Regions from separate parts of the Homo sapiens genome. Here region 1 is linked to region 2. Evidence: read pairs that join two places in POLR2A ChIA-PET (ENCODE). Cell type or tissue: endothelial cell of umbilical vein. All regions are shown on one strand. Each heading gives the region's core, and the rest is flanking DNA. Links, peaks and the distances in the headings are about the cores only.

Region 1 (11,801 bases), core at 315-8,314, 190 kb before region 2:
AATTATGAAATGAATAATTGCTACCTAAGTTTTTACTGATTGATAATATTTAGAAGCTTGGTTTTCCATGACAGTTAGTAAAGTAACAGCGTGGCAGAGTGCCGCCAATGCATCACGTACACTCATGGAGCATGGCTGACTTGGCTGACTTGCATAGGACAGCTCTATTCAAGATCCAGTATTTATGGAGCTCATGCTATATGCCAAGCAGCACTAAGGGATGGAGACACAAAGGATGCAACAAGTCTCTGACCTAACAAGGCTCACAATTTGGTTCTAAAGAGATATTAAATACGGAATGCAAATACAATATAAAACCACTGCTGAATGATGCAGTAACAGACTGGAAGGGAATCTCATCAACATAAGCTGGAGGGCAGGAGGAAAGCCCCGTTGAAAGGTGAGCTTTGGCTGGGGCACAAATGATGACAATTTGCACAGTTAGAATGAAAGCAGAAAATACAGCCCACTGGAAAAGATGTGTCCGGAGTAGTATGTTCGGCAAGCTAACAGAGACCTCTCCTGTGGTAAAGGGTGTAGAATGTGGAAGGCACAGGGGAGGGAATAACAAAGAAAGAGGAAATAAATAAAAAATGTTAAATAAGAGTAATATGACAATAAAGTAACCTTAAAATAAATGAGTTGTAAATTTGGCTGTGCTCCTAAAAGCTTAACACATAACAGCAATTCTCTAGCAAACACATAATCAGGGCCCTAAACTAAACTCCGTGTCCTGTTGCAGAGCCCCAAGGTGGCATTTGCAATTTCTGGGTGGAATAAGAGTCACACGCAATAGGGATGCGGGGCAGCAGCACAGAGAGGACAGCTGTTGGTCATTCGGTCCTGGCAGCGAACGCCAGGCATTGCCCATCTGGGAGATCCTTGCAAATAGTGAGCTCTGCACACAGCTCAGTGACTTAACTTGTGTTTGTGAGTTTGTTCTTTCTCAAACCTTTTTAAAATATAAGAAAAACCTAGTCATGGGAGACACCCATGAATAAGAAGCTAAGCAAAGGAAAATGAATGTAATCATAATCACACTGACTAGAAAGGACCACGATTAACATTTTTAGGGTATAGTTTAAATTTATTTTTGTTATAAATATATATGTACATATATTAAAAGGGCAAAGGGAAAAAACATATAGTCATAGTGAACAAATACTTTATAATGTTCCTTTTTCACTTAATATATTGTGAACAACCTCTTCCTATGAAAACATGTATACTTTTATGCTTTTGTTTTTAACTTTTTAATGTACATTTTCGAACACAGACCAAACTTTTTAATGTACATTTTCGAACGCAGACCAAACTTTTTAATGTACATTTTCGAACGCAGACCAAATTAGAGACTAGTGGAATAAATCCCTTGTATCTGTCACCCAGCTTTAATAACTGGCAATCTTTTACAAATCTTGCTTCTCCTGAACTTTGTTTACGGATCTCAAATTGATAAAGACTTTCTAAACCACCATAATTATCATAGCAGCACAATGAACTATGATTCACCTCATCCTCAGGCCCTATTCAGATCTCCCCAGTAGTCTCAAAGGCTTTTACAGTTTCCTCTTCGGTTGCACAGCTGTGTACCTTAGTTCATCCCCCAGTGTTAGCCACGTGGTTGTTTCCAGTGTTTCACTACTATGAAAAACTGCAGTTATATTTTATGACAAATTCCTAGGTTTTGGTGTTGAGGTTTGAAAAGGAATAGATTTAAGGCTTCATATCTCTAACTACACTTCCCTTCCCAAAAAGGCTATTCCAATTACACTTCCAACAGCTATGTAAGAGTACATCAATTTACCTATACCCTCGACAATAAAATGTCTTATTCTTTACCCTAAAAAATCATGCTGTTCTTAAATATTTAAAAGCATAAAATGTTATATAGCTCTCCCCAGATGATAAATTTCTACTAGAGATTTTCAATTTCTGGACTACCCATTCCAGAAAAACCCAAGTTATTTTAGGAAAATATGAAGTCCAGGTACACAGCAGAATATTTATGAACCAATTAATACAAAAATATCATCTGCTTGAATAACATATGACTATATGTAATATGGTTTACATATGATTTTTCCAAGTTAAAAAGATATCTGTTGAAATAGTAAAATATGAAAAAAAGTTATTTTTAATTGTTTTAACAAATACCAAAAAACAAAACAAAACTACTGCCATGAAGAGGAGTCACTGAAAATTTTGGATATGAAAAAGATAATTTCACACTTAAAAGGCTGGGATCCAGTAGGCTCTTGAGTTCCTAGTTTGTATAGAATGCTGGCATTTCACATTTCAGAAATAACTTGACTATTTCCTGTGGAAATCTAAGTAAAACACTTAGGTAAACAGCCTTACTATATTTCACTCAAGTTTTCTCTCGCTTTTCACAAGATAGGTAGTTTTTAATCACTGAAAGACAGTAACTGTTTAAACAAAGATGATTTAAGAGGAAAGCAATGTTTAGATGCCTTTGCCTGACCCAATTTATCAGCTAAATTATTCTAAATTTTGTATCCTCAAAACTTCTAACTCACTAAGGGCTAAGGACCTCAAGGGTCAACCATGTCCCCTCTCCCCAACAACTAATAACCATACCCCGTTTCTGTTGGTTTTAAGTTATAAATTCTTTCATTCTTCTTAATTTGAAACTTTTAAACTTCAAGAGTATAAAAGGTAGTTTTATTAGGCCATTTGCACAAGCTTTTGCTATGTGCTCATTAAAGAAAACAAAAACATTTACTTTAAAAAGAAATGTTATTTTTGTGTACAGTCAGCTGGTCTCTAGCACTCATAAAACTTACAAATTAGAAGAAACTATTTAAATTCACCACTATTAGGTTTACAAATTTATGTCTGAATAGATTATAAAATACAATAATTTAAAGGAATGATAAAAATTAAGTCTTTTTAAAGGGATTTAATTTTTCAAATATTTGTGGTTATTGAGTTACATAAGCCACAAACATAACATAATCGTGAATCAAGAACATAATTATATTATGTTAATTATAATGTAAATAATAATTAATATAATTAATATAACCATTTTGGTTTTATAAATAGACTATGCCAGAATATATGGTTCCTTCAGTTCATTTTATAGACTGGTGCTTCTCAGCCTTCAAGGGGTGAGTTAGAAAGAACCAGGGAAGAGGCGAGGTGAGGCAGGGAACACCACGCCATAGAAGGGTGCATGGCCTACCAGGATCCAACAGGAATGAAACACTATTGCCTTAAAGACAACAGACAGACATGAGCATGAAGTCCAACTGTCAATTTCTGATCCTGTGATCTTGGCTGAAACTAACGCAGTGACACTAAAGAAGAGCTGTTACCACTCCCCGAAATTTTGGAAATTTGTGAGAGCCTATTGTATTTGTCACAAAAGCTGGCTGGAAGGAAATGGTTGAGGGAATGCTAAGTCCTAGAATGATCAAGACAATGCTGCATAGTCGAGGAATTACCCTACAAACATTCTGGTAACGTACCATCAGTCATATTAAAAAATATCTGGAGGTATGTACTTAATTTTCCAGAAAAATAAAAATAAAAATAAAAGGAATTATTTCTAGCTTATTCAAAAATTTACAAGTTAGTCAGTTTTTTTTTTAATTGAATTTTATTGGAAACTGTCACTAATGGCAATGATCACTTACCCTTTATGTCATCATTACAACAGATATACAACATTAATCTTTTTTTCGCAGCCGCTATATTGATGACTGTAATATATAAAAATATATGCTTATATATGTTATACATATACAAATATCTTTTATTTTTTGAAGCAGGGTCTCACTTTGTTGCCCAGGCTGGAGTGCAGTGGCACAATCATGGCTCAGTGCAGCCTCAACCTCCCAGGCTCAAGCAATCCTTCCGTCTCAGCTTCCCAAGTAGCTAGGACCACAGGCGTGAGTCACCACATCCAGCTAATTTTTTATTTTTTGTAAAGATGGGGTCTCACTTTGTTGCCCAGGCTGGTCTCAAACTTCTGGGCTCAAGAGACCTCCCACCTTGGCCTCCCAAAGTGCTGGGATTTACAGGCGTGAGCCACCACTTCTGGCCCATGTAATATCTTACTACTTCATTGTCTTCTAGGGTAGTTATGCTTGAGCATTAAAAAATCCTGGATGTTTTTCATTATTAATTGCTCTCTTTCTCTTTCTTTACATGTGGGCATTATGCCTTCTTAAAAATTAAGGGCTGGGAGTGGTTCTCACGTCTGTTATCCCAGCACTTAGAGGTTGAGGTGGGCAGATCACTGGAGGTCAGGAGTTCGAGACCAGCCTGGCCAACATTTGGTTTCTACTAAAAATACAAAAATTAGTCAGGTGTGGTGGCACGAGCCTGTAATCCCAGCTACTTGGGAGGCTGAGGCAGGAGAATTGTGTGAACCCGGGAGATGGAGGATGCAGTGAGCTGAGATCGCACCAGTGCACCCCAGCCTGGGCGACAGAGTGAGACTCTGTCTCAAGAAAAAAAAAAATTACTTAGGAATGGTAATGTGTACAGAACGGGGTTAGAGAAAGGAGTGGTGGGTGTCTGTGTTTCAGTTTCTTCAAGGGGACAGCAGGACTTCCTTCACTGTACGCCGCAAGCAGCACTGTACTGGCACTTAGTAAGTGCTCACTAATGGCTGCGTATTAGTGTTATTTTTATTACTGGCAGATACAAAATCTGCTTTTAACAAATATTTACCATTGCAGAAGAAACACAGTAAGCATTAAAATAGTAGTTCATTTTTCCCTATGTTGAATTAGTTCATGTAAAACTGGGAAATTAAAATTGGAAAAGCAAAAAAAGAGTTATCTTTCTTTTCCAGTCCATAAATGAAATCAAGAATGAAGAACAAATACATTACATAAGACAATATTATAATTCCACCATTGACTTAGATAAGATAATCTCTATATACATGCATAATACATTATATATATCACGTTTAGTATCAACTTTTAAAATATATGGAGTATTTGCTTTATCTAAATGTAATTATAGTAGCATATTTGTTGTCTTATTCACAAGCATGTTTTAGCCAAAGAAAAATGATTTAAGTGCCTCTTTGTTGGGATAAATAAAGCTCAATTAAAGTATTTATATATAGACCTTATGACTTAGATTTGTTTTTCCTTCCAAATAAAAATTTTAAAAGATTCCATTTTTAGCTATACACTTAAAAAATTAGTCTAAAGTCAATAAATACTTTAAAATATATACTCTATCCTAAAGCCCAAAGAATTACTAAGGATTTCTCATCAAAATATTTTGGAAGGGGAAAAAACGCTAAATTAAGGCACTAGAATTAAAACGTCAAATCACAATTCAAAACCGCTTTGACAAACCCACTCTGTTCACACAGTGCCTCTTAAATTGTCATTCTAAATCAGTGAAAAAAGCTAAAGGTTTCATTTCCCCTTCAAATTAACTATGTAAAAATCAAATACATTTTTGCTATAAATCAACATTAATGTAAAAAGAACCCACTATTTTAACCAAAGCATACTGTTTATTACTTAAACTGTCATGGAAAATATGTTTTTTACTTAAATTTTAGAAGTCACATGATAAATTTTATATAATGCTTTCTATAGAACAGTGGTTCTGAAACTTTAGTATGCATCAGAATCACCCACCAGAGGACTTGATCACACACTGACTGTTGGGCTCATCTGATTAGGTCTGGGAAGAGGCTGGACAGACTGCATTTCTTTTTGTTTTTTTGAGACAGAGTCTCACTCGGTCATCCAGACTGGAGTGCAGTGGTGTGATCTCAGCTCACTGCAACTCCACCTCCTGTGTTCAAGCGATTCTCCTGCCTCAGCCTCCTGAGTAGCTGGGATTACAAGCACATGCCACCATGCCTGGCTAATTTTTGTATTTTTAGTAGAGACAGGGTTTCTCCATGTTGGTCAGGCTGGTCTCGAACTCCTGACCTCAACTGATCCACCCACATCGGCCTCCCAAAGTGCTGGGATTACAGGCATGAGCCACTGCGCCTGGCCAACAGGCTGCATTTCTAACAAGTCCCCAAGGGGGGCAGATGCTGCTGATCCAGGGGTCTTACTTGTGGAAACAAAATCCATACAGCCACACCACTGCTCAAGGATGAGAGCCCTATGCTTATCAAGACAAAAGTCATTTTCATATATTCCAGATTATGAAGAAGAAAATATATAGAAAATTTCACCACACACGTTTATAATTATACCTGATACAAGGTTCTTAAAAAAAAATGGTGACGGGAACTAAAAATACATTTTTTTAACAAATAAAAATGAACCAAAGTTTTACTGGATTTGAAAGGAAATTCTACAGATTAATAAAATTTTCCTGTTTTCCGCATAAAATGAAGCAAAATTTCATAGTATTTAGAAGTTATATTTGGCTTACAATTTACAATCATCTCACATCGTTTGTGGAATGAAGCTGGATATAAATAATATAAACCAATATAATCAGCTTTTGTAAATGAAATATAATAACTAATTTAAAAGAAGCTCAAAAAAGACATGTGATTACTAGAAATTCTTAAATGACATACAAAAAGAAGGTGGCACAAGAAACGCTTACCCCCTTTGGCTCTGGAACAATCAAATGCGTGCATTTCTTATTGAGGGTTAGCTGGCAATCTCCCCCATAGAACGTAACCAAAGCCCACAGGGCACTTCTGTCTTCAGATGACACCTGACAGAAAGTTAGAAAGAAGGCTTTTACCATACATTTCAATCTGTGCATGGCTATATTTTCACTTTAGTAATATACTGCAACAATTCTGTTTCTCCCTTAATAAAATTAACCTAAGAATATTTGTAGAAAAAATAGAGAAGCTTTTAGCTATCTGCTTATTATAACAAAAACTTCACTCCTATCATAATAGTTTTACATATATGAATTACTTATTTTTGCCTTGTCACCAAATGAATTTAAAAATATTTATATCCACATTCCAAAAAGTGAAATGGAGGATTATTTCAGTCTATAACAAAAATAGTCAGGGGAAAAAAAGCAGGAAGAACTAGTATGCCATTCCAGTTTCCATTTGTGTCACTTTTGAAAATGTTTAAATACAACAGCAATATCAAAATCGTATTTTAGGAATGCCTTTATGCTAATGGATAACAAATACTAATTATGAAATGAATAAAATAAAAATAAAGATAAAAATATGGTGGCTTGTAAGTTCAGGGGAAAATGTAAATATTACTTAACACAGGAAAGAAAGAAGGCAAGCATAAAAGGAATAATTCTTATGCTTGCTCAGTGATGAAGTAACGACTCCAGATACAATGGCTTATGCAGTCAAACAGGCTTTCACTGTAACAATAGAAACAGCTACCATTTATTGCCTGCCTACTATGTGCCAGGAACTGTGCCAAGTGCTTTATCTATACAGCTAACCCTTCCAACCGCCATGTGAAACAGGAATCATCCACCCCATTTTAAACATAAGGAAACACACTAAATTACACCTAATAATTGGAAAAGCTGACTTTTAAAACCCAGGTCTGTCTACACCCAGGTCTAACTCCAAACTGGACTTTCCACTGTTCTACAGTGCTTCTCTAAGGGCAGTTACTGCTGGGAAAGTCAAAAATAATTTCTAAAAAAAATGAAATTTTAGAGTCTGAAAAGCAAAAGAACATTTAAGAAAAATAAAAATATAAGCATTAATTCTAAGATAATCATTTAACCGAGTAAATTTTTTCTGGATAAATTTATTGTAAGTTGAGGATTATAGTTGTTGAAGAATCCTGAACTTTGTCTCGTTAATTTTTTAAAAGTATTGATAATAGCATGTTAATCTCTTTTTAACTGCCAGTATGCAGCTTGCCAATAATCTAGCATTGTTCATCTACTCTCATCCATTTTACAAACATTTCTAGAAATTATTCTGTATTACACACTATTCTATGAATATTAACAAGAACATGTTAGCTTTCTAAAAAACACTTTTCAAATCATTATTTTATAACTTGTTAATTTAGTAAGTCAATGTCACATTTCAGAAGACTGGACCAGGTTATTTTTATTAGAGGCTTTCACAAAAACATTTATATCCTGCAGCATTGGAGAGTTGAGATTTAATTATATGATAATACAGATTAATCCAATGAGTCATTATCTAATCTTTATTAAAAATGAAATTAAAAAACAATCTAGATATGCCTTTATTACCAAGATTTGCCTATCTGTTCAGTTAAGTATTATTTTATTTTACTGACTGCAGTAAATCTAGTCCTATACCCTATTTGGCCTGTGTCACAGGCGTAGACCTCAACAGGGTGCAGGAGATTGCTGTGGAAAGAACATCAGCTAGGGAGGAATGGAGGAGACCTGGCATTAATACGACGCCTCCAATAACTCGCTTATGTCAACTTGGAAAACTTCCATGACCCAGATTCTTCACTGATGTACGTTTGGATTAAATGACTTTGAACATCCATACCAGCTCATTTAATGAATCTCCACCAGCGTAATTAAGAATGCTCTTTCCACACCAAAATGTTAACAATAGTTACTTAGTGGTGATAGGATTATGGGGACATTTTTATTTTCATTTTTATACTTTTCTGTATTTTCCAAATTTTCAAAAGCATTAATTTTATAATTGGGGAAAAGTGCTTTTCTTTTTTAAAAACCATCTTTCCAAAATACCAATGTTATCATGTTGGCTAATAATGTCTCCTCAGTGCTGCAAGGCTAAAATCCAAAGGCTCCCCCATAGTGTCCAGGCCCTTCCTGTCTGGCTGCTCCTAACCACCTCCTCCTGCCCATGAGCACTGCCCCCACGTGCACCTGCCGTCCTCACCACGTTCTGCTTTCCTGTGCCCCGCTGCGCCCACCCTCCGACCTCCTCCTCTAAGACTCAGCTCAGGTGGCATTACCACTGTACTCCCACAGCAAGCTGGACAGAAATCTAAATACTTCTCACACTCTACAACTATCTGCTTGCTTATCTGTCCTCCCAGCTATACTCCAAAGCAACCAGGAGCAGAGGACTAGAATTTCAAGTCTGTGCCCCCAGGAATAAAAGCTTTCCTTTAAACCAATCAGGAACACTCTCCCTTTTCCTTCTTCAGGCCTCACCACCCCCAATAAGACACTCCTTGATTCTAGCTTACAGGATTTTCTCCTTGTCCAGTCTTGACTATGAACTCTAACACTCCTTCTTAAAGAGTCTTACATGATGTCCTAAACTTCTCTGAGATCTTTCACAGCACCTAGTACAGTGCAAGGCACATGGGTAGGCAGTCAAGAAATACTGTTGATTGAGATACAGAATGGAAAGGACTTTTTAGTCTTCTAGATTCAAATCATGACCTAGCCAGGCTCTCCATTACACTCTTGACCTATTCCCCAAAACCTACCCAGCACATTACAACAGAGGCCTCAGCCTGCATCAATACCGGGTCAGAAGAAGGCAGATGATCTCTGTGCTTCCCAACTTCTGCTGGACAAGCTCCCTTCCCTACCTCTCCCTGGGAGAGCTCTGGAAGACTCCAACAAAGAGCTCCAGCTTGTATCAACACCCTGACGGGGAAAAGACAGAAGGTCACTGAGAACCACCAAGAAACAGTCCTTTTGTAAAGCTGGGGTCCTGCCTGGCGTGTGCATGTGAGTGTGTGTGCGCATGGGTGCTCCAGTGTGCAGAAAAGGTGCAGATCCCTCTGACAGTCTCCAATCAGTTAGGACTAACCACTGTGAGCACTCCCTCCTGCTTCTGTACCTGGTGCCCACTTTCATTTTTGCATATGTTGCAACATACCGTATTTGCCCAAGGCCTGACCCCTCCTAGACTGTATGTTTACTGAGAGAGAAATCGCATCTTAATTAATTTGTACCCCTCTGCATTGCTCCTGTCACAAAGGAAGTACCCATCAAGGATTTGTTGGACCAAAGTCCCTTAGCTGCACACTGTACATATGTTGTTAATGTATCTTACAACCAAAATAACATTTTTTAGCAACCACAAAATATTAGTGCTCCCAATGCACTTTTCTTAAACTACAATTTCCAGGGTTTCTTCATAGAAGTGACTATTAAAGTCTTCCCCATCCCTATTTGAACAATCTTTCTCAACTTAAAAGAAATGCTTTTATTTTACCCCATGACACACTGGGGATTCCAATTCATCACGCTAAGTGATGAACTGCGGGAAGTACAGTAAGTGACCCACAAAGATCATGCTATTTCTGGATTCTGATTTTTCTTATCCACTGAATTTGCTAAAAGGATATAAAATACTATCAAAGAGCTTGCTAAGAAATTAACCTTTTGGCCATCATTGACCCAGCCACTCCCCTTGGTAAGTTTAGCACCAAGGTAAAATTGGACCTTTCACCTGACAGTGGGTGAGCAGAGCCCCTTCCCAGAACACACAATCAAATGACACTATTCCACTGCAAAGAATCAAGATATTCACCTTCTCTGAGCAGTCTGCTCACCTAGTTGTTTCTTTATGGATATCCATCCTCCTATCCCCACAGGGACTACACTGGTGACTTCTCAGCTGAGAATCCAAGATCTACTTAGACCCCTTAGCCTGTGTGATGCTCACTGAGCCAGCTGATACTCCTGTATCACTTTCTATCATCCTTTTCCTCCTCTTCCTGGGTCACAGAATAGGACTCAGGATACACACAAACCTATGTACAACTATCTTCTACCAATTTATGCTCTAAATCTTTACCTGGGTTGTTGTTATTTCCCAGCAATGAAAATAAAAATGATTAAGTGTGACTTTACCTTGGTTTCTAAAAATAACGTCCTCCTCCTCCAGTATCATCTCTGTTTTCAAGCTCCTTCTTTTTTTCCTCCCCAAATCTCTCTACCAATGCGTGCTATCCAAGGCTCTACTCCCAGTTATCTGCTCCTCTCTCTATCATGCTCTGCAGGAATCTCCTTCATGCCACAGCAGCTCCAAGTTCCTACACTTCCATACCTTATCAACAGCCCAGAGTGTGTTTCAAACCAGTGTCACCATCTCCCCTCGCCAATCAGGCTCCTCCCTATTTCCCAGCTCCTTCAGCGGTGCTGCCACTTTCCTGTGCTCCTCGACTGAAACAATGACATAATCTTTGGCATCCACCATGGGATCTGGCACAGGGAGGTATACAGTGAGTGCTGGCTTCTCACTCTTTGCACCACAGCATCCCATGTCCCCAATACCTGCTGAGTCCCATCTGTTGCTAAGTCCCATGTTGTATCTGCTACCCTGAATCCCATCTCCATTTGTCAAAACTCCAGCCTCTGTCCTGCCCTGCAAGTCATCCTCAGAGCTCCTGGACCAGTTTTACCTGCAATGATCACAAGTGATTCTAATTTTGTTTGACTTTTGGTTTCCCAAATTTTCTGAGGTAAGTATTTGTAATCCAAAATCAATGAGAAAAAAAGGGTGATGAAGCATCCTGCTACCTACTTTACCCAGTTCAAACTCATATACCTTGGTTTCCCATCGTCTCTATCCATCTACCTGCCTGACCATTTTTTCTTCTACGTGCAAATGCACACCCTTGGTTGACACCAGTCTCCTCTTATCTAGCCTCTGTGTACTCCTGACTTCTCCTTCCACCTTGCTCTATGCAGAATGCCCTCCTCCCTTCCCATTTCCTCCAATTCTGTCCATTCTTTCAGGGCCACTCACACCTTACATCCACTCTGTCAAGGCTTCCCTCGCCTCGCAATCCAGACCAATGCCATCCTTCCTAAGCTCATAGAATCATACCTGTGGCCCCTGAGTGGTCATATATGTATCATGTATGTATGTCTACACTATAACCTAATTTATTACATGT
Region 2 (12,280 bases), core at 2,934-10,933:
TGTGTCTCTAGGCACCCTCTTCCTTGTGGACTTAGGATCTCCCATTTTAATGAGACTTCTTATATAAATAACATTTCTAAAGTATCAGTGAAGCTTTCAACCACTAGGTTATCATAGATATGTCCTATCTTCCCTCAAAGTGGCTGTCTCTAGTCCATTGTAATAATTTGTAATAAATAAATGTAATGGGATCATCTATTGGATAGAAGAACTTTCTATTGTGGAGATGAATTATTAATGCAGAAATCCACAAGCTTCTAAAACCTAGCACTGGCTTGGGCAAAGGTATTGTCTCTATGTGAACACCTTTAAAAATAGAAAAGAAATCAGTCAGTGCCTCTCAAATTGATTAATGTATACTAATACCCATTCCTCCAGAATTTATGATAGTGACTCTGTTATATGGGAAAAGTATTACTATCCCATAAGATACTGAAATGAACACCTACATTTATATCAAACACACTTGAAATAAACTGCTCAGTAGCACATCAGGGCTGCACAGGTCAATGCTGCCTGCGGTGAGGTTAGACCAGCTTCCCTCCCAATGGTGGAACACATCACAGATGTCAAGGGAGAGGCAGGAACTCAGGGGAAGAAGACCTGATCCAGACAGCTCCCATGTGCTACAGACTTTTTCATCACATCCCGCACAACTCATGTCCTTGTCTCATCTTTATGACCTATGATGACACCTGGGCCATATCCCACAAACACAAAACACTCCTGACTCAGAAGCTGACGGCCAGTGTTTACTCAAGTGGCAAGAAAGGCTTTGTGTTGAAAAATCGCAGAAGGAAGCCATCTCCTTGGAGGCTCATGCATCGCCTTAACAAGAAGAGTGTTGTTCATATACATTTTCTTGATCAGCCCAGGATCCTCTAATGTTTTTTGAATGTCTAACATGTACCAGTTCAAAGGAAAAACTTCTAGCTTCAGAGAGAAAGATCAGAAAGAATTCAGAAGTTTTCTCTGAAAACAGGATTCTCAGTGTCCTCACCTTTTCAATGTCATACAACTTCAGACACACAGACACATGCACATATGCACACACAGATACACACACACACACACACACATCTTTGCTCAGAAAAATCGAACTCAGTTTATTTGAGATCCATCTACTTTGCTTGAACTACTAATGACTAATGCAAGGAACTCAGAATAGGCAGACAGTACCTCTAGCAAAGCCCTCTTGTAATGAAAGGGCAGCATTCTAAGACATACATGAAACAACACAGTCTAACTATCTAGTCATTCTCTGTATGAAGAACACTGACCACATGTTAAAACTGTTCCTATCCATTCCTGTTCTTCTTGGTTATTCAAATAACTTTGGCTTTAAGACTTTTTTTAAGTGACTTAACAACTTATTAGCTTATTTTCCTGAGGCTAACATGCTGAGCTTGCAAATACAATTTTAAAAGGAGCAATAATTGAATGATTGAATAGAATATTCCCTTCTGTTTTATATGGATTGCAAAGTTTTTGGTATTGAATAGTAGATTCAATAGTAAAAATTAAAAATTCAATATTCAAAAATTATATTTGAATATTCAAAACTATCAAATAGTTTTTAATAGTTTTGAATATTCAAATATAATTTTCTTCTGTGAATTAACTATATAAAGTGTTTTCTCTTTTCCAAAATAATGACCTGGTATTCCATATTCGCTTCCCTTCTGTGATGATTTCTGCAGAAGATGACAGATAATGGCCAAATTCTTACCAATGCTGGGGAGGAAGATATGACCCATGGACTGGTCTACCATTAGCTGTCATTGTGGGTTTTTAAAAAATTAACTAGAGATGAGGTCTTGCTATGTTGCCGAAGCTAGTCTAGAACTCCTGGCTGAAGCAATCTTCCCGCCTTGGTCTTCCAAAGCACTGAGATTACAGGCGGGAGGCACTTCCCCAGCCATTATCACTGTGGTTTTATTTTGCACTTTTATAAAGGTCCATCTTTGAGTTCTTTGCTTTACAGAACCTCTAGTCAGTGGGTTTTTTCCCCTCTTTAAAATAATACAGCTCTCTATTGTATCAACTGAAAGTTTCTTCAGCTCTAAAACTATGATTCTGTCACTAAAATGTATTTTTCTGTCCACATACTGACTTACTCAATCTCAAGTTACAAACTGTTTAATTTAACAGTTGTCAACAGGTGTATCAGCTCAGCCCTGTGACTGGTTCTGTAAAAGATTGTGCCCAAGTTAAACATGGGACTCAGCTCCTGTTAGTGAATTCGAGAACCTGGCAAACTCTTTCTCACTGAAGAACTGTGCAGTATTGAGCACTGTTTTAATCCGTGTAAATCTTCCTTCCTCGGGGCTTTTGGCATAATTGAACACCTGCACAAGGATTGTCAGTCAAGTCATGGGATGTGTAGGATGTACCATGTTTTTATTTACATGTTCCTATTTCCACTTGTGTGATCCTGAGCATAGAGAAATTCTAATCCGGCAGACTCTGGAGGAGGGAAGGAGGGCAGGAATGTTTACTGTGGAGCTGCTGTGAAGGCAGCATTGCACGTCTGTTGTTTCCACTAATTTCATCCTCATCACAGTGCTGTGAGCCAGCTTCTCCTTGTTTGTGTAGGAGGAAGCTGAGGTTCACAGAAGTCAAATAATGGGCCCAAGGTCACCCAGCTAGTAAGTAGCACAGCCAGAATGCAAACATAGGCCCACATCCCTGGCGCACGCCTTCCACCTCCACCAGAGCCAGGAGCCGTGAGTGAGGCCAGGTGCAGAGATTGGCACCTGCTCTCAGCGTCTGATACGAAGGAGAAGTTGACAGATCATATCCCTCCCTAGCGCCTCCTTCAATGATGGGTCTCCAATCCCCAGTTACCTCTATGTTAACACAATTCCAAAAATGTGACAATTCCAAGAAGGAAGTTCCAGTTCATCTTTAGAATGACTTCCTCATCTGTAAAGTGATAATCATACAGCAATATGATGATGCAAATCATGATAACCTGGCTGGTGTCTCTCTGAAGCTCTTGGGGGTGCCGGGCATTGTCCTGGCCAGGTTACCTCCAAGCCTTATAACAATAAAGACAAGGAAACAAAGACTCAGAGGTGTACAAGACCCCATGGCGAGTAAATGACAAAGCCGGGTGTATGAGTTACCTACTGCTGTGCAAGCCACCCCAACCTGTGAGGGAGAGAACAGCGGACGTGTTAGCTCTCAGCATTCGCCACCCAAGAATCTGGAGTAGCTTGGCGGGTGGTCCTGGCTCAGGGTCTCTCATGAGGCTCCTGACTCCTGGTTCAGGGTCAGCTCATTCAACTGGCTGAGGCTGAGGGCAAGTCTCAAATAATCGGCTTCTAACTTCCCTCTCCAAGGGGATGCCTCACTGCCTGGCCGCTGTCTTCCCTACCATACCTGGCAAGGAAGGATGGGCACAGGAGAGTGGCCTAGAGGCCAGCCCTGCCCAATACTGGATCTGGCATCCACCATCTATGCCTTATTTTCTTCATTAGAAGCTAGTAAGCAAGTCTGAGTCACACTCCAGGGAGGTGGTGTTACACCAGGTGTGCGTTCCAGGGTACAGGGGTGATTGGAGCTCCCAAGGCTCCCGTCATACCCGGCAACTGTAATTCTGTGATAAAAGGTTCCAGTCATTCCCAAAAAGCACCCTCCCCGCAGATGAGACGGAAAGTTTCATGTGTCAAATCTCTTGCAAAGTTATTGACTTACTTTTTTTCTTTAAAGATACTGACTTTTTCATCAAGAAACTGAATTTTAGATAAGTGAGGATATAAGTGCAGAGCCCTCTGGGGCTAAACGTTGCCTGAAAAGTTTTGAAAAATAGATGAGCCCCAGGAATGTGGAACACCTTTGGTCTCACTCTAACATAGCCCTAGAAAAACTGCAAACTGGTTCTGTCATGTCGGAATTGCTAGACAGTCAATGGTTTGCACCCTTCCATTTGAAAAAAGTGGCCAATGTAGACGCTTTGCGGCAGCATCAGTTCTGACCAAACCATCATCTGAGCAAATGCGCATTTTCTTCAGGCTCAGCCTTCCCGCTGGTGTCCACCAAAGGAAAATCCGCCCTGGCCAGTGAGTCCTTGTGTCAGGAGCTCTGGGGCCTGTGTTTCCCTTTGCCTAAAAGTAGGGGCTGGCAGCACGGAAGGCCTCCTCATGAGCTTTCTGGAGTGTTTTCTGAGCGCAGAGGAAATAAGCGAGGCAAAGGTTTGGCTAAGGGTTCACACCTGTCCTCTTCTAATCTCTCACCCACTTTCATCATTGTGTATGTAGTCGCCATCGTCTTCCAAAGTTGCTATAATAGGGGTCCTGTTTCATTCTTTTTATTTTGACTACGTTATCTAACAATTCTTTATACTTGTCTCAAAATACTCATTTTTTGGTGGGGGTGATACAGGAGGGGGGCAGGGAAGTGCTGGGTTGTGAAAGGCAGGGGTCCTGGTGAGGGCTCCACCTTCAGGCCTATGCCCACGGACCTAGGTGAAGACAGGCACTCCTGTTTTCACACCCAAATGTTGCATTTCCCAAGACTACCCTGGCCTGCCACACCACCCCCCCCCATCCTGTGCCTATAAAAACCCTGAGACCCTCGCGGGCACACACACAGTGGCTGGAGTCGAGGGGGAATCACCGGCAGAAGAACACACACACACACACACACACGCCGACGGGCCATCGATGGTGGAACAACACGGACACTGAGGGAACTTTGGCTGGGGGCAGTCGGAGGAGAGCCTGGCCTCTGAGTGGCCTGATTCCAGGGAAAGACCACCTTCCCACTCCATCCCCCTTCTGGCTCCCCAGGCATCTGCTGAGAGCTATCTCCACCATTCGGTAAAACCTTACACTCATTCTCCAAGCCCACGTGTGATCCAATTTTTCCAGTACACTAAGGAAAGAACCAGGGATACAGAAAGCCTCTGTCCTTGCGATAAGCCAGAGGGTCTAACTGAGCTGATTAACACAAGACACTTGCAGATGGCTAAGCTGAAAGTCAGACTGTGACACGCCCACTGGGGCTTAGGGAGCTGTAAACACTCAACCCTAGATGCTGCCCTGAGGTCGGAGCCCAGGCTCCCCACGACCTGCCCGTCTGCATGCTTCCCCTAGGGGTTTGAGCTGCGGGCACCGAAGACGGGAGCCATACACCTGTCACACGCCCTGCGAGGGGAATATGGGAACTTATCCAGTTTCAGGAGGAGGGAATGACTAGCTACCAAACAACCAAAGCCAATTTTCCTGTGAAAGGGACGCTGGGGCATCTGATTACTTTTGTTGCTATAAAGGCCTTGGAGGCTGGGCACAGTGTGGTGTGCTTATAGCCTGCACAACGTGGCAGGATCCTGTCTCTCTAAAAACAAGAGGGGGTGCTTTGGTGAGGATGGAAAATTCTGAATAGCTCTGCCTTGATGTCTTCTGCTGTCATTACAGCAAAAGTGGTCTGGGGTGTCACTCAAACAGAAAACTGTCTTGTTTGGGACTTGAGAAGATTTTTGGTGCCTTCACCACCAGAAAATGAGGAAGAAGGAGCAAATAAGGGAGGAACGCCAGGCACTGAGGGCCGAGGGCCTTCACGGCCTGCACTGTTCTGCCGAGCAGGGCTGTGCGCAGCTGAGTTGAGTCACGCTGCCTGCGTCCTGGGCTGTGCGCAGCTGAGTTGAATCACGCTGCCCGCGTCCTGGGCTGTTTACAGCTGAGTTGAGTCACGCTGCCTGCATCCTGCACGCGGCCCTGTGCTCTGCATGTTTGAGGTAGGCTGCTTTCTCCACACGCATGGACATCTTTCCTATGGGGTGAAGGCTAGGCTTACAAGCCCTGTCTTTTGGATGTGGACATGGATCCCTTGCACATGTGCCTTCCGTGGCATGAAGACTGTCAGCACCTGGCAGGACTGGAGCGACTAGTGAAACACCAGACACCAGCCCCTCAGCCAAGGTCTCGCCCAGCACCTCCTTCCGAACCCTGCCCTGCCCCGGAGGCTGCTGGCTCCAGTGCAGGCCTGACTGTCACGGGCACCTACAGCATAACCCTGCCAGTGACCTCGCAGCAGCTGCAGCACCAAGCTCTCCAGGCAGCGCCCTGGCGCAGGTGAAGCAGCCCAGGCCCGCGCTGCAAGGGAGCCACACTCCAGCCGGCGCATTGGCAGAGAGAGTGCTCTCCCAGGAGAGGATGAAGCGCTGCGTGGGCTCAGGGTTTCAAAAAGCCCACCCCAGGTTCACTCCCCCGAACCTTGCCCTGAAGAGCTCCCCAGACTCGGCGGTGCCAGATTCCCAGGGATAGATTTTGTTACTCAGTGCTAAGCTTCTGGACTCTTTATTTTTTCTTTTACAGTGGTCTACAGATATCCCCATAACATCCCTTTCTTATTAATTAATTCAAATAAAGATAAATAATAAACTGTGTGGCTCAGTGTGGTTAAATGTGTATGGCATTTAGAGGTTTTGATGTTGTCGTAGACAAATGCCGCTTCTCTCCCAAATTGTTTCCACCTCCACTCCAGGCCTTTCTTCACCCCATCTCCTCCCAGCCCCAGACCCACTCCTTGCCTGAGCTCCAGGGTCGATCGCCCTGTAGAGCAAGTCTGCCCGGGATGAAGCTGACACACGAGGCTCATGGCTCAGCCCGCGTGTCCTCACCTGCTGATGCAGCCCCAGGTGGCCTCCCCAGGGGTGCGAGCCACACATTAGCGTGAGTTCGTTTTGTATCAGCTGCAACCTAAAGAGTTTCAACCCATGACTCAGAAGGAAAATGCTCCGATAGACCACACAACCCAAACTTGTAGGAGACTTGCATCTGGATGTCATTGTCATTGGTATAGATGAAAGGACACGGCCCTGCCATTGAGAGTGGCCTCACATCCCCCTGTAGGCTCCCGGGATGTCCTGAGCTGCACTTCCTACTTCACCCTGTCCAAGGCTGGCCCGTCGTCCCCCAGCATCCAGGCTCACGAAGGACGGCGGTCCCCTGCCCCCTAGGAGGGAGTCAGCTCCTTGCAGCCACTGGAAGCCCACCCAGCGGCTCACCTGGACTCAGCCCCAGCCCCCAGCCCACATCTCAGCTGGGATTTCCCCTTCCTGCTTCCGAGGCTAGGAGGACCCTGGAAAGGACTCTCACCCTCCTGCTGCTGCATGTTCTGTGTCTGCTTTCCTCTTTCCAAGCCTTCCGTGGTCCCTGCCCCCTTGAAGGGCATATTCCAGTGAGCAAAATGGACATTAAATAGCCAACATTCTCTTTCTAAAGCACCAGCTGGCCCAGCAATACTCCCCGCCCCCGGCCCCCAACCCCGAGGTGGCCACTGCAGGTGTTTTCGTCACGTCCCAATGAGGAGAATTTTAACCAGGACATCAGATGGCTCCCAGTGGTCTTAGCCACTGTCTGGTTTTCTCTCTTCCTGCGCCCACGCTGATCTGGACTGACCTCCTCACTTGCCTGCCCCAAATCAGAAATGACTGCCCTGCTGGGCAGGGAGCTGTGATTTTCATTTTCTTGGGCAGTGACAGATGATGTTGCAGTTTCTGAGAAAATTAAGTCATCAACTCCTGGACGCCCCTGACATCATCAAAATGTCTGGGCTGGAGAGCCACAGGCCCTCAATTTATTATTGGAAATAATGGGGAAAAGACAAGCAATTACGTGTTGACATCGGGCTCTGCTGCTGTGAAGGGGTGGAGAGCTGTAATTCCTGCCCTTGGGTCGTATCAAGATTTGGAACCAGGTCCAATCTGAAATAACATAAACTAAAAGAATTGATTAGACCAGGTGTCATTTGGGGTGCATCTCTCTGAACTGCCCCTAAATCCCTGCAGGTTATAATCTAATGCACAGTGACTGCATCCATTTCCAGGGGCCTTGCAGGGTGGCGTGGAGCAGGTGATGGATGCCCCAAGCCTTGTCTGGACTTGCCCTCCCCAGCGAGACGCCTCTTGTTTCCCTGTCCTTTCTGCACTGCACATCATGAGGCCACCATCACCAGCACAGGTAGAAGCCCTCAATAATGAAGGCAGCTGATCACAGCCAGAGGTGCCCTTTAAACACCCAGAGGCATGTCACAGAGGAGGTGAAGGCTGAGTCTGTGAGGCGACAGGAGAGGTGGAGTTGCTGGGTGCCAGCTCCGGAGACCTGGGCAAGGCCAGTAGTGCCAGGTAACACAGACACCAGCAGCATCCAGGGCTGAGGTTCTGGGGGTCCGCCAGGGACTGGGACTGCTTCGGCTCAAAGGCAGCCAGGCAGGGGCCGGGAAAAAGGAGCAAGTGGTGCCCTGGGTTACTACAGACTTTGCCCACATGTCTGCAGGGGCAGGGACCCAGTGCACACCTCCCGGATGTCCAGGAGCAGACACAGAGTTCAGTGGATGGGCTCCTCCGACACCCTGAGCTGCTCAGGTGAAGGGAGGGTTTGTGTGCAGGTGAAGCAGGCCCCCGCCAACCTGACGCTTTGCCTCGAGTGTTTGCCTTCCCTCTCAAGGCTGTCTCAGGGCACTCTGTGTGCTCTGTGTGTGGGGCCTGGTCTGGCATCCAGGCACCCAGGACACCAGATCACATGGGGGACACGAGGAATCACATGGGGCTCTCTCCACAGATCCTCCATGTTCTCCTCCTTGCCCGGCTCCAGCAACCTCTGTCAGTCAGGGGCTGTTGCCCCTCCACCCATAAGAACCCCAGGACACACCTAGACGTCTCTGGGTCCCTACCCAGACTTTCCTGTTTACTTACTTATTTACGAGATACTGAACCCAATGTGTTGCCAGTCCCCATCCGTGGTCCTCGGGACGCAGTGGTGAGGAGGACAGGCTCCTTGCCCTGGTGGGACTTCCATCGGGTCCTGGGGAGTCAGACAAACAAGACAACAAAAAATGCAAACGTCAGTTACTTAGAGTGACTTAAAAGTAAAGTGAAAGTGGTGGGGAGTGAGAGAATTGCATGTTACTGTAGAGTACGTGATAGGAGACGTTCACTTTGTATTGATTTTAGGGGCAAAGAACTTCTATTTATGTGCATATTGTGTTTATTGCATATATGCCAATTTATAAGACATAGATATCTATGTGTTTCTGTTTGTTTAAGCAGGAAATAATAAACACAAGAAATGGCGAGTCACTCCCAGAAAAAGGTAAATAAATGCCAAGGAGAGGAGACGGATCAGCCCTGGCCGTCACATGAAATAACCAGGTAAGAGAAGATCCTTGAGGTGCCCCAAGTGGTGACTTCACCAAGTGTCCCAAAGAGGAAAGCCAGCGTCGCTTCCAAGGTGACAGCATTAGATATCCCTGGTAGCCATTACATAATATGTAAATTTCCCCTAAATGCTGAGATAGCAAAACAACAGCGCAGTGGTCAAGTCACGTCAGATACTTTTTTAAAAAGAGAAAAATTGAGCAATGCGTTCTTGAAAAAAACACCAAGTCTCAAAAATTAATACATAAATAAAGTGAAACTTTAAAAGATTCAAGACAGGCTAGGCACAGTGGCTCACACCTGTAATCCCAGCCCTTTTGGAGGCCAAGGCGGGTGGATCATGAGGTCAGGAGATCGAGACCATCCTGGCTAACACGGTGAAACCCCGTCTCCGCTAAAAATACAAAAAATTAGCCGGGCATGGTGGCGGGCACCTGTAGTCCCAGCTACTTGGGAGGCTGAGGCAGGAGAATGGTGTGAACCCAGGAGGCGGAGCTTGCAGTGAGCCGAGATCACACCACTGCTCTCCAGAGCCTGGGCAACAGAGCGGGACTCCATCTCAAAAAAAAAAAAAAAAGAAAGAAAAGAAAAAAAGAAAAAGAAAAAAAGGAGAGAGAGAAAAAGGATTCAAGACATAGCAAGCAACATTTGAGTATAGGCAAGAAGTCAGCCAGCTGACTGAGCAACCAGGTCCCACCTGGCCCCAGCCTAGAACTCACACACCAACAACTCAGCTAACAAAGGCAGCTTTCCTGAAATTCTGTTCGTGTTCTGTAGAATTTGGAAAGAGTCATAAAATCATGGGATGTGTAAAAATAGAACCTGATAGAACTCCTAAAATCCCAGGAGGGCCTCAGTAATTGGATCTCCAGGTCAAGGTAAGAAGGAATAAGGACAAAGAAACAAAATGCTTACATTTTTGCCATCACTTTTGCTGTGGGATGCAAGTGTGTTTCGCAAGCATTTTCCTGTAATGTGGGCTTTGTCGGACACCACACAAACTTGGAGCCTGGGGGAGCCCTGAGCAGCTTTAGCAAGCTTGTCCTCCCATAAAGGGTCAGAAAGAAAGTGTTTATGGTTTTGCACAACTCCTCGGCGGTCATCACTATTCAGTTGTGCTGTGGTGGTGCGATAGCACATGCTCAAGTGGTGTGATTCCGTTCCAATAAGACTTCACAACAAACAGAGGAAGGCACCAAACAGAAGGGAAGGGCTCCAGGGAGGGGACATGGCCGCCTGTCTGCAGATAGGCCGGGTCAAGCCTGGGTGGACCTTCACAGCAGTGGTCACAGGAGTGACGTTGGCTGCTGCAGGTGGGAGAGGGTAGTGTGGCCAAGTCCAGCCCTTAGGCTTGTAAGGGACCACAGAGGGTCCTGGGAGGGACAACTGACATGTTGGGAAATTGTACCTGGGAACTGGAAATCCAGTCTCTGTGATTCTCTGGCAGTCTGGGCACTGTCACACAAGAGCACTGGTGAGCAGATGTTCTTTACTGGGCACCGGCGCCCTTCAGGAGTGTCCCAGAGAAACCGCAGAAACCCACAAGGATGCCCACAACCAAAAGACGATTCAACACTCACCTTTACAGAGGGGGAAGTGAGTTCACACTGCCACTCTCTGCACCCCGTTTTCCTTATGTGCCACAGAGAATAAACCAAACTCACTCTGTCTACTCCCCCGCCTGAGGTTGGAAGTTAGATCAAGAGGTTCCACCCCTGAGCCCACACTTGTCCTGCGAAGATCTCGATACCTCTCTCACGGCCAGTGCCTCTGCCTCCTGTGCAGACATGTGGGCCCAGCCACAACACAGACTGACTCCACTCCTCCTAGGACACCAGACTGCACTGAGACGGTTGCTACCTCCTTCCTGCCTTCCTCTACTTGAGTCCCAGAGACCTTGGCTGCCCTCCCTGCTCTCCCAATAGAGCTCCTTCCTCTCTGTTAAGCTTGGCTCCTGGTCTCCCCTCCACTGGCCTCTTAACCAAACACAACACTCAGCAGTAGCTCAGCCCTGCCCTGAGCCTGGCTGGAAATGTGAGGGGAGAAGAAGCCAGTGCATTCGGGGCCCTATAGAGACATCAAGGCTGACAACCAGAAATTCCTGTTGAGGTGGGCACAGAAATTTACACTTACGGTCAAGGATAGGTCAGTCCAGGGTACCCTTACTGAGACGAGTCCTGTTGAAAGAATCAGATGTTGAAGGAAATAGAGAATGTAGAAAGATAAAATAACTTCTAGACAATAGTTTCACACAAAATCAGTGTATCTTTGTACTGACTTTTCAAATTATTTTCCCACCCAGGACAGCACAGAAGAAAGAGCACGCATTTTTGAGGCAGACAGACCTGATTTAAAATCTAGATTTGGCCACCAACTTGCTGTGTAGCCTTTAGACAAGTTTCTTAAACCTCCACACATCTGCTTCCCCTGGCTCAGTGAAATGAGAGTATCAATGGTATTTGCTTCATGCCTGTTTTGAGATCCGCAAGGTCTCATCCCTGAGAAGCAAGCACCAAGAGTGTTCTGGTGAACGCGTTGTCATCACCGCTGCAGCCACCAGCTCTCAAGCCAGCCCTGGATCTCCTTGTCCCGGGAACTGCTCCCCCTCTGAATCTGAGCAGCGGCTTCCGAGGCTCTGACCCCTCTCTCTGCTGCCTGCCTGCTGGCCCTAGGGCCTCAAGCCGCGATTCCTCAACCCTGCTGAGACCAGCAAGCCATTGATCCACACTGCCTTCTCACTCGCCATCAACCAGCTCATGTCTCAAGATTCTTATTAATTTGAATGAAATTTCCAGTATTCAACCATTTTGATCTACACAATGGCTATTTGATAAGGCTCAAACCAATCATAAAAATACAGCAATTTGTCGTAGTGGCTCACGCCTGGAATCCCAGCACTTTGGGAGGCCGAAGCAGGTGGATCATGAGGTCAGGAGATCGAGACCATCCTGGCTAACACGGTGAAACTCTGTCTCCGCTAAAAATACAAAAAATTAGCCGGGCATGGTGGCGGGCACCTGTAGTCCCAGCTACTCGGGAGGCTGAGGCAGGAGAATGGCGTGAACGTGGAAGGCAGAGCTTGCAGTGAGCCAAGATCGCGCCATTGCACTCCAGCCT

What was found. Peaks named below come from ENCODE experiments on the same cell type or tissue, not always from the same donor. Only the 100,000 strongest peaks of a DNase experiment are listed, where the experiment ranks them.
Region 1: POLR2A ChIA-PET joins it to region 2 with 10 read pairs; 4 of 35 experiments call an interaction of 5 or more read pairs at or near these places.

The regions. Positions count from the first base shown.
Region 1 is chr7:154,976,643-154,988,443 of GRCh38, forward strand. It overlaps PAXIP1 (PAX interacting protein 1), which reads right to left. Exons shown (of 21, transcript NM_007349.4): 5 at 6,577-6,690. Among named protein-coding and RNA genes, the nearest start is that of PAXIP1, 21 kb to the right of the region's middle. In endothelial cell of umbilical vein, for the core only: no CTCF peak of the experiment used is centred there; no DNase peak of the experiment used is centred there.
Region 2 is chr7:155,161,235-155,173,514 of GRCh38, forward strand. It overlaps LOC105375584 (a long non-coding RNA gene), which reads left to right and starts at 8,102. Exons shown (of 3, transcript XR_928222.1): 1 at 8,102-8,131; 2 at 9,056-9,157; 3 at 11,466-12,085. RefSeq lists enhancers at 6,443-6,944, 6,945-7,444. In endothelial cell of umbilical vein, for the core only: no CTCF peak of the experiment used is centred there; a DNase peak (open chromatin) is centred at 5,657.